Linked DNA regions of Homo sapiens: region 1 is linked to region 2. Evidence: read pairs that join two places in POLR2A ChIA-PET (ENCODE). Cell type or tissue: OCI-LY7. All regions are shown on one strand.

Region 1 (2,500 bases), 94 kb after region 2:
GAAAAATGTCACTGCAATGACAGCTAAAGTAATGAGGGTTAGAAATACTGTGAATAATTGAAAAACATATCATGAAGAATAATTGTGTAAAATAATCTTTTCCATCAAACTTTTTTTTTTTTTTTTTTTTTTTTTTGAGACAGAGTCTTGCTCCGTCACCCAGGCTAGGGTGCAATGGCGCCATCTCGGCTCACTGCAACCTCTGCCTGTTGGGTTCAAGCGATTCTCCTGCCTTGCCCTCCTGAGTAGCTGGTGGCACCCACCACCATGCCCAGTTAGTTTTTGTATTTTTAATAGAGACAGGGTTTTGCCATGTTGGCCAGGCTGGTCTCAAACCCCTAACCTCAAGTGATCCACCTGCCTCGGCCTCCCAAAGGGCTGGGATTACAGGCATGTGCCACCGTGCCCGGCCCCATCAAACTTTTTATTTGAGATCCTGAAAAACAGCAGAATGAACAAGACAAAAATCTATTTTTTATTTTATTTTTATTTTTTGCTACTTATCCTGAAGTTCTAAAAATCTGTTTTTTTAATTGAGCAAGGCAAAGATTGTGTTCTTCCTTCCAAAATCTGATTCTTATCTGAAAAGCATAAGGCATAAACAGGCTTGTAACCATGTAATTGGACATTCAAATTGAATCCTAACCCCCTAGTACACGTCCTCATTGTCCGCAGCCAGATTTTTCTGTCTCAATCCTGATTTTTGTTCCAGACTTCAAAAATGTCTTCAGCTGCTCTAGACTCTAAGGCCAGTACAACATGAGGCAGAACCGAATCAAATACTAGAAGTATTCAGATGGGAAATGTGTTGAAGTGGTGAAGCAGTTGGGGAAGTCATTGCAGTGGTTTATAGAGGCCCAGTTATATTTCAAGAATAAAGCACAATTTGGAATGTGGAAACTGCTTCACTGTCAATATTAGACTTTTGACGTAGATGGGAAGTATTTAGTAGACTGTTAGGACTTGTAATGAATTCAGAGAGACCAGCTGGTCAGTTGAAGTCAACAATGTTCACTCCTAATAATTATATTAGTTTTTCTAGCTAACGCCACCTGGAGCTATGCACATATTTTCCTGGCAAAGTTACTTTTTGTATTTGTAAAGAAGGAAGGAAGAGGTTCACCCTCTGATCCCACACAATTGCTTCTTAATGATTTTAGGTGAAGGCAGACAAACAAATTTCACTTCTGTTGTTAGCCTTGATTGATTGGTTGATTATGGCTACCTGGACCTCAGTTGAGAAGCTTCTAAGGTTAATTTCAGGCTCATTGAAAATTAAAGATTATGAATACCTGATGTGCTCCCTGGGAAGAAAAGCACCTGTATATTCTGTATTTTTGTCACCTCTGATTTAGATAACTAGTAGTAGAAATAATTTTACTCAAAGAGGCAAGGGCCTGCACAGGAATGGGAACAGTCCAGGAGATTGGATGGGGGACATGGCTTGTAAGGGGGTACTCTGGAAGAGAGGGGTCCCTATACCAAAGCTAGTAAGAAAGAAGATATCTTTTTCCATGGTGGGAAAAAAGCAAGAGTTTTGGAGCCAACAGACTAGTTTCCAGCTCTGTTCTACAGCTTTCTGTAAGCCTATTTCTTTGCCTTTAAAATGGAGGCACAAATAATTGTTTAGAAGGGGTTTGGATTTATACTACCACATGAGACAATGAATGTAGAACATCGTTTCTATTTTGTCCGGTACCTGGCAGCTGGTGGATACAAAGTGTATCCTGCTGTCCTTGGCCATTTCTCTCCTCCTAGCCCAGCCAAACTCAGAAGTCTGGTCTGTGCAGTCCTGAGTGTCACAGACTTGCAAGGGATCTGTGAGTCAAAACTGTTTTCATAATAATGCTAAGGCATGATATACTTTTACTTTTTTACCCTTGAGTCAAAATTTTTTTTTTTCTTTTTCCTTTTTAGAGCCAGGGTCTCGCTATGCCGACCAGGCTGACCTCAAACTCTTGGGCTCATGTGACCCTCCCGTCTCAGCCTCTCTAGTAGCTGGAACTACAGGCAAGAGTCATAGAGCCCAGCATCCATATCTTGTTAATGTATTTTATGTGACAAAGCAGGAAGTATGCATACAGCGCTGTAACATTGTGCTTTCCGATCAGTATGATGGTTGGCTGGAGGAAAAGTACTTGGCTATTGTTTGACTTGACAGCTGAACTTAGCCACCACTTTATTCCATTGAACAGTTTTTACGTGATAGATTGACAAACTATGGTGCTTCAGACTTGGATATTTGGCAGACATTTTTGAAAAATGAACTAAACCAGATTGCCACTTCAGTGAAAACAACTGATGATGTTTGTTGCCAATGAAAATTTGAGCTTTTAAGTGAAAATTCGTATTTTGGAAAACTTGTATCCACAACTGTGAGCTTTAGGGCTCCCCAAAACTTAGATACTTTTCTGATGAGATCAGTGATGATATTAACAAATATGTTTTGTTTTACTTTGTATAAAAAATGTGTCAGTATTTGGATGATCTGCATAACTGA
Region 2 (2,500 bases):
CTTGGCTCACTGCAAGCTCCGCCTCCCGGGTTTACGCCATTCTCCTGCCTCAGCCTCCCAAGTAGCTGGGACTACAGGCACCCACCACCACGCCCGGCTAATTTTGTTTTTGTGTTTTTAGTAGAGACGGGGTTTCACCATGTTAGCCAGGATGATCTCCATCTCCTGACTTTGTGATATGCCTGCCTCCACCTCCCACTCCCAAAGTGCTGGGATTACAGGCGTGAGCCACCGCGCCCAGCCAACATTTTTAAAAGTCAGATTAGATAACCTGATCTCAGTTTTGTTGATATGTGACTAGATATATATATATGTATGTGTATATATATATATATATATATAAATGTGCTTAAAATGCATAGAAAGGGGACTGGAGAATTGCACATTGAGCAGTCTGTGGGAACAGAAACATTTGTATATCATTGGATCTATTACTAGAAGAATGTATTACTTATGTAATATATGTGTGTATATATGTATACATACATACATGCATATGCATGCAAGAGAGAACAGCAACTTCAAATTGTATAATTGTATTACAGTTCCACAATGCTTATAGGTTATACTTCCACTATTTATATAGTCGTATTATCACTCCTAGAGACTGATAATTGTTATTACCCTTTTTTTTTTCTTTTTTTTTTTTTTTGAGACAGAATCTCACTCTGATGCCCAGGCTGGAGTGCAGTGGCGCGACCTCCACCTCCTGGGTTTGAGCGATTCTCATGCCTCAGCCTCCCGTGTAGCTGGGATTTTAGGCACATGCCACCATACCCCAGTCATTTTTGTATTTTTAGTAGAGATGGGGTTTTACCATGTTGGTCAGCCTCGTCTCGAACTCCTGACTTAAGGTGATCCTCCTGCCTCAGCCTCCCAAAGTGCTGGGATTACAGGCATGAGCCACTGCATCCAGCCTTCTTCTTCTTCTTCTTCCTCTTCTTCTTCTTCTTCCTCTTCCTCCTCCTCTTCCTCTTCTTCTTCATCTTCGTCTTCGTCTTCATCTTCATCTTCTTCTTTTTTTAAACACAGATGGGGTCTCACTATGTCACCCAAGCTGATCTCAAACTTCTGGCATCAAGAGATCCTCCTGTCTCAGCCTCCCAAAGTGCTGGGATTACAGGCATGAGCCACCATGCCCAGCCATTACTACTCTTTAGCTTACAGACTTCTGGGGACTTTGTCTTTCCTTTACTGCAATTGTTCTCAACTTTGGATGCACATTAGAATCACCCAAGAAGTTTCAAATCTCAATGCCTCAGGCCACATCCTGGACCAATTTCATTCAGGATCTCAGTGGGTGAAACTGGCAGCAGCATTGTTTGAAACTCCCTGTGTGATTTCAATGGGTAATCAATGTTGAGAAACACTGCTTTATTCTGTAAACTCAAGAGCAGGATCTATGTCTGGTTGGTCTTTTTGGCTTCAAAGCTCCTAAGTTAGTGATGCATATTAATATATAATATAATGAAGAGATCTAGACTTTCCTATATTCCCAAAGAGACAACCAGGAATTGAGTAACATGTTAGAACTATCAAGAACACGGCACCCAACAGACAGCAGTCACACTCCTACACTCCTGCTGGTGTCTCCAGTGGGCCAATGGACCTCTTGGACATGCATATTTTTTGCAAACACACACACACACACACACACACACACACACACACACACACACACGCTGAGTTCTTCCTCTGTCCCTAAGAATTTGGTGTTGGCTTTCTTGGGTCAGGCGATAACCCAGTAAAGAAAAACAGAAGCCCTCAGCCAGCTGTTCCATTAATTGATGTCAACGAGAAGATCATAAAATTAATCTCTGAATCATCACTGAGCAGAAGGCCACCTGTCAGGAATCCCTCTTCCTCCTCATTCCTGTGTCCCACAGTTGATGACATGATTTTGGAGATAGTTTCAAACTGTAACTGGCCTTTCCTTGGGACTCGTTAAAAAGACCTCATGAAAAGAGAATGCTGAAAAATTGAAGTTCTTCAGATATATAGTCATCCCTCAGTATCCATGGAGGATGGGTTCTAGGACTTCCCTGGGCCACCAAAATCCAAGGATGCTCAAGTCCCTGATAGAAAACAGCATCATATTTGAATATGACTTACACACATCTCCCCAAATACTTTAAATCATCTCTAGATTACTTATATCTAATATAATGTAAATACTATGTAAACTGTTGCTGTACTGTATTTTTTAGGGAACAAATGACAAGAAAAAGAAGTCTATACATGTTCAGCACAGGTGCAATTTTTTTCAAATATTTTTGATCCAGAGCTGGTTGAATGCACAGATATGGAACCCATGGATACCCATGGCCAAGTGTATTCTGAGTTTTTTTGTAAGGATGATGCCAGAGGCTACTTCTTTCCACCTGCACAGCTAATGTTTCTGGCTTCAATGGTCTTATCTAAAACTTGATAGCTTTAAATATTATTGATCCCTGGCCCTACCAAGCTTGTTTTAAAAGGGTCAATGCTGAGGGCACAGGGT

Evidence for each region. Peaks named below come from ENCODE experiments on the same cell type or tissue, not always from the same donor. Only the 100,000 strongest peaks of a DNase experiment are listed, where the experiment ranks them.
Region 1: POLR2A ChIA-PET joins it to region 2 with 10 read pairs; 5 of 35 experiments call an interaction of 5 or more read pairs at or near these places.

Annotation. Positions count from the first base shown.
Region 1 is chr13:27,237,815-27,240,314 of GRCh38, reverse strand. No RefSeq gene overlaps it. Among named protein-coding and RNA genes, the nearest start is that of LINC00412, 1.8 kb to the right of the region's middle. In OCI-LY7, no CTCF peak of the experiment used is centred here; no DNase peak of the experiment used is centred here.
Region 2 is chr13:27,331,468-27,333,967 of GRCh38, reverse strand. No RefSeq gene overlaps it. Among named protein-coding and RNA genes, the nearest start is that of RASL11A, 62 kb to the right of the region's middle. In OCI-LY7, no CTCF peak of the experiment used is centred here; no DNase peak of the experiment used is centred here.